2 separate regions of the Mus musculus genome follow, and region 1 is linked to region 2. A link is a contact called in ENCODE Hi-C or POLR2A ChIA-PET data. All regions are on one chromosome and are shown on one strand. Each heading gives the region's core, a stretch centred on a gene start or an enhancer-like site at or near the end of the contact. The rest is flanking DNA. Distances are from core to core; before and after follow the strand shown. Region 1 holds the start of 4930509E16Rik (RIKEN cDNA 4930509E16 gene). Region 2 holds the start of Tex9 (testis expressed gene 9).

Evidence for each region. A loop is a pair of places that touch in the nucleus more often than their neighbours do. ChIA-PET counts read pairs that join two places held with the same protein, here RNA polymerase II (POLR2A).
Region 1: a map of left cerebral cortex shows a loop between it and region 2 (4-fold over the local background). The contact joins the promoter of 4930509E16Rik here to the promoter of Tex9 in region 2. A Hi-C loop is called at or near these places in 9 of 37 maps with a recorded cell type or tissue (CH12.LX, T-helper 1 cell, T-helper 17 cell and 2 more). POLR2A ChIA-PET finds 5 or more read pairs at or near these places in 4 of 5 experiments (Patski and embryonic stem cell).

The regions. Positions count from the first base shown.
Region 1 is chr9:72,530,469-72,533,168 of GRCm38, reverse strand. It overlaps 4930509E16Rik (RIKEN cDNA 4930509E16 gene), which reads left to right and starts at 1,311. Exons shown (of 3, transcript NR_045735.1): 1 at 1,311-1,359. It overlaps Rfx7 (regulatory factor X, 7), which reads right to left and starts at 929. Exons shown (of 9, transcript NM_001033536.1): 1 at 189-929. The coding sequence starts at 349.
Region 2 is chr9:72,490,657-72,493,356 of GRCm38, reverse strand. Tex9 (testis expressed gene 9) reads left to right here and starts at 1,398. Exons shown (of 12, transcript NM_009359.4): 1 at 1,398-1,431; 2 at 1,539-1,618. The coding sequence starts at 1,405. The region is part of intron 1 of Gm33004 (a long non-coding RNA gene); the gene reads right to left.

The sequences.
Region 1 (2,700 bases), core at 62-2,561, 40 kb before region 2:
TCTAAGGAGACCAGGGGTGGGTGCAACCTTCCCCCGTCCAGAGGTGGCACAGCCATGCACCCGGCTCTGGAAACCCACCTTCAATGAATGCATTAGCCTCCCCTTCGGATGCCGCCGCCGCCCCCCATCCCCTTTGCAGCAGCAATGTGCCTAGGCTGTTCTACCCCAGCGATGGAGGATCCTCTTACCAGATGGAGTTCTTGATCTTGTGTTGCAGAGCGTTGGCCTCTGTCCCTGGCAGCCCGGGCACAAGGGCTGGCAGAGCCACCCCGGGGTTGGGGGCGCTGAGGGGAAGCTGCTGAGGGGCATCGAGCTGCTGTGGTGGCGGCTGTTGTTGTTCCTCTGCCATCGCTGCTGGAGGGGAGGGAGGGAAGATGGGGGCGCGGGGAAGGGTGAGGGAAGAGACGCGGAGGGGAGGACGACGAGGGGAGGAGGAGGGGGAGGGGAGGAAGAGGAGGAGGAGGGGGAGGAAGAGGAGGAAGGAAGGAAGCTGGATAAGCTAGGCCTATACCCCAGGGCTCGAGTGAGTCGCTTTCTCCGGCCGCCTGAGGGACATCCCCGGGGAGACCGCGCGGCTCCTCGCGGCTCTCGTCACGGTTCCTCTCCCGGTTCTCCTCGCGGTTCTCGTCACGGTTCCTCTCCCGGTTCTCCTTACGGCCCCGCGCGTCACCGCGGCAGAGGCATGGCGGCGCCCCTCAGCCCCCCGTCAGCGGCCGGGGCTGGGGGGCGTCTGAAGAACGAGGTCCGTGGTCGGGCGCCCCCTCGGCCCCAAAATCCAACCCGACGGGTCTCTCGGGGGGCCTGCCTCCCCGGCCGCCCTCCCCCGGGGGCCTGGCGCCTCCGAGCTCCCCCACGCCGCTCGCTCCCTCGCTCGCTCCCGGCCCCGCCGCCGCCGCGGCCACTGCTGCCCTGCCAGCCCGGAGCAGCCCAGCGCGCGCAGCCGCACTGCGGCCCGGCGCAGACGGCACAACACCTACCGCGCGGCCGGGGGGCGTGGACGCGCGTGTGCGGGCGCGGCGCGGGGGCCGCAGGGGGGCGCGGAGCGCGCGGGGCGGAGCGGAGCGGCTACGGGCCGCGGGCCCAGGAAGCCGCGGCGGGGGCCCCGAGGGAGCGGTCGGGTGGCTGCGGCGGCCGAGGGGGTTGGGGGGGCGTGTTGGGGGCGGGGAGCGGGCTCGCGTGACGGCGGCAGGGAGTGGACCTGTGCCACCGTGCGGCGTGGAAGGGAGAATTGATCGCTTCCTAGTGTGTAAGGTGAAACGAATCTACACGCCCTCCCGCCCCCACTACACGCTCGCGAGCGTTTCCCCTCTACTAGTCAGGACTGCTTCCTCTCTCAGCCACCGGACTGAGCTGGAGCAGGTGAGAGCTTTTCGACGAGCTAGCGCAGCGAGCCTACTCGGTCTGGTCGGAAAATGGCAAGTGGCAAGCTGGTGGAAGTGCTCCTCGGTCGGGCATTCAAAGCCCTCCAAATCTGGCCCCACTTTAGCCGTCCAATCACAGCCGCCTCCATCCCCCCTGCAAGAACTCCCAGCTCCAATCAGTGAAGTCTCCATGCCATCCTCAGCGCGCAGCAGATTCATTCTTCCTTGGTGCCTTTGCCCATGCTGTTCCCCACCCCACCCCCTATGCCAGGAGTGCCCTCCCTGCTCTACACTCCCAATTCAGCCCAGGCTCGGAGACACACAGCTCAAGTCGCGGCTTGTCAGGGTCCCTGGCAGCCAAGGCCCCTCCTGTTTCTCAAAAGGAACACATGTAATACAACATGGAGGCGCGAGCTTCAGCCAAGAGCTCTTCCTTCGCAGCCATCTAAACTCACCCCAGCCAGAGACTGCCCACCATTTCGCCCCCTTCCCATTCATAGACAGCTTTGCTGGCTGAGAGTGAGACTCCCTGCCTCCAACAAATCATTCCTCTTAGAAGAGCAGAAGAATTAGCTTTTCTAGGTGGGGCTGGTCAGGAAGGCTAAGCGCCTGGGTGTAGAAGACAGCAGCCAAAGCCTCTGGCACCAGATGGAACAGCTGCACAGCTCGCACTGACCTTTCTCAGTGCCTGTGGCTGTAATGAGCCTCCCAGCCCGTAACTTCTCTGACAGTGTTTCTATCAGACTTGGCCCTGTCAGATTTTCTGGCCACTTTCCTGGATGGACTTTGAGCTAGGAGGCCCTGCCACCTTTCAGACTTCTAGTGGGTGGTGAATCTGATTGGCTTGGATTGCGTGGTCTTTTGAGTGCTCTGTTCCCTGCCTTGGCCTGAAACTCTCTTGCTTTGTCCATGTGGCCTCAGGCCTGGTTCATACAGACTGGAAGCCCATACTCTGAATGTTTGCACCTGGATGGGTGGAGGCAAGGACACCCTTGCAAAATACAGTTTCCTCCTGAGGATCCAGACTGTGTTCCAGAATGCATATTTATAATTCTGTATTCACGGGGAAGATGATATAAAAAGACAATGGGAAAAGTGGCCCAGACCCCTTTTTCTAATTTTTTTTTTTTAAACCCGAAGAGTGATGGCCTCACATTGCCACATTCGGGGAGGGGGGGGAGGGGGAGAATCAACAAAGAAAGGTAACTAGGACCTGCTAAAGACCTTAAGAAAAGGAAGTTGAGAACCGAGATGTCTTTAAAATAACTTCACTACCGGTGTCACACAGGCTGGCTTCCCGAGTGCAACTTTTCAGTTTTTAATAGGTTCCATAAAGAGC
Region 2 (2,700 bases), core at 149-2,648:
TGATTTATTCACATATTTACCATTCACTGCACATAAAGTGTACTATTCACTGATTTTTAATAAATTTAGGGGGATGTGCCACCAATACCAATCTATTAATAAAAGAATTAATAGATTATCTACATAGCTACTACATGATCACTGACAGCACAAGGCTCAAATATCTCCACATAGTCCCTCATTTGTTCCTGTCTCCTTTTAGTTACAGTGACCTTAGTGCGTAGGAGAGGGTATCTTACACTGGTTTTGGGTTTCATCTATCTGAAGACCCACACTACTGAGCATCTTTTTATATGTTTTAGTTATCTGTGTATTGTCTTTGGATAAATGCCTATAAAAGGCCCCTTAGTGGTTTTTTTGTTTTGTTTTGTTTTTTGTTTTTCAAGACAGGCTTTCTCTGTGTAGCCCTGGCTGTCCTGGAACTCACTTTGTAGACCAGGCTGGCCTGGAACTAAGAAATCTGCCTGCCTCTGCCTCCCTGAGTGCTGGGATTAAAGGCATGCACAACCATGCCCGGCTCCTTAGTGTTTTTCTTTTTTTATTCTAATCGTTCTTTATATGTTGTTCAGACAGTTGCTTATTTTTCTGGGGGCATAGCAAAAAAAAAAAAAAAAAAAATCTCCGAATTCAGACAGTTCACACACATGGTGCTTATGGATAGGTTTTCATTTAGCTATGATGTGGAATTCCTTTTTGAATCTGGTGTGAAATATCAACCGTACTTTGTTCTTTTATGTGGGGACATGCAATTGCCTCCCATTGGTGCAGAACCCTCTATTCCTCTTGAATGACCTTGGCGTCCTTTAAATGGGAAGGCTTATTTCTAGACTCTCAGTTTCATCCCCAAACAATCAGATGCTGCCCTGTGTTGCCCTGGGTCTTAAGCATGAGATCATTTACATCTCAGTTACTAGGTGCTGTTGATGCTATTCTTAGTCCTGCCTTGCAGAGGAAGTGGTTTATATCTGTGAATGGTATGTCTGGACTCAAACATGCGCCAAAATTGACTGCCTGAGCTCTTAGCCGTGGCGTGAGTAAATATTCACAATCAGAAGTATAGAACGGCACTGAAAAATCCATTTTAGCAAAAACTACTGTGAGTGGGATTGGCCTACTGGGCTGGAGAAACACTCCCAGAAAGGGGCTTATACTTGCGTGTTGTCTGCGTGGTGGGCTCTGAAACCCTTCCATCTCCAGGCAGAGGACTCGCAGGTTTGTGGATTAAAGCGCTAGTCTCAATGGGTGAAGGGAACCCAGGAGCTGCTGGTCAAAGCCTATGCAAAAGCTGTTCGAGGTGGAGACAGAAGAGGCTGCCCTTTGGCGGGAGGCTGCCCGAGACCTGAGAACTCTCGCGGGAAGATGTACGGTCACCACGGCAACCGCATCGCCCCGGGGTTGGTAAAGATGGCGGGGCGAAGTGTTAGAGTGCCGGTGAGTTCAACCCCAGACTACTGACCAGTGGTTGGGCTGCGGGCTGGCGGGCGGGACGGACGGACACCGGACTCTCTTGAACTTGAGCTCTGCAACTCTGTCTGCAGAGACGCGGTTCTGCAGGTACCCAGTCGCGCGGGCAGCTTGCAGCTGGACGGGACCTCCTCGCCCGGGAACAAGAGTACAAGTGAGCATCCCTCATATTTCCAGGGCGGTTACTGGGGTGCCTTTCCTGCAGGTTGGCTGCATATAGGGACCCTCTCTTTCTCCTCATTACCCCTTAGCCTTGGCTCTTTCACAGTAGTAGCCTGAGAAAATATTTGTAGGGGCAAAACTGTAGTCCACAACCGTGTTGGAAGGCAGGAGGGTTCACATGGAAGTGGCTTGGAGCACAGGAATTGCCGCCGAGAGGGAAATCCCCAGATTTTGAGGATTCTCAAAGTACTAGAGTTTACTTTGCACAAATTTCTTGGAGGCTTGTTTTCCAAATGAAAAGCTCCTGTCTATAGTGGGGTCCTGTGTGTGTGTGTGTGTGTGTGTGTGTGTGTGTGTGTGTGTGTGTGTGTGTGTAGAAGAATGATATCCCTTCCTTGTCTTGTTCTCTGACAATTACAAAGCTCTTGAAAACACAGGCTTCACGATGTCTGCCTACCCCCACTGCCCTTCCCCAAGTTTCTTGCAGAGGCCAGAACGATCTTTTCATTTTCGTTTCATTGCACTGCTTGGAACTGCATTTAGTTGTTGTCATTGCCCCTGCAAAGTTTTGGCAACTCTGGCACTTTCATTTAACCTGCGTGTCGGCTCTTACATAGTGTGGAACTCTTCGGTCACAAGGGACGTGGGTCTTTCTTTCCTCTCTTTTCGAGGGAATCACACTTGCCTTCGGACTGTAAAACTCAGAGGGGCCTCTGACAGTGCTGATCAGGGCCCTAGTTGTTTAATAATTTTTTTTGCAATTAGCATATTTTGTTAAAATAAACTCACATGATGGCTTTTTTTTCTCCCCGAGACAGGGTCACGACACAGCTGTGGCTGTCCTGGACCTCACAGAGCTCCTATCTGCTCAGCCTCTAGAGTGTTGGCATTAAAGGCATGCACCACCATACCCAGCAATAGTTTACTTTTCTATATTCTGCCGCCTCTCCTGGACTCTGAACTCCACTAGGGCAGAGATTATGTCTGCTTTATTTGCCATTTTATTTACCCTTTTTTTTTTTTTTTTTTTTGGTTTTTCCAGACAGGGTCTCTCTGTGTAGCCCTGGCTGTCCT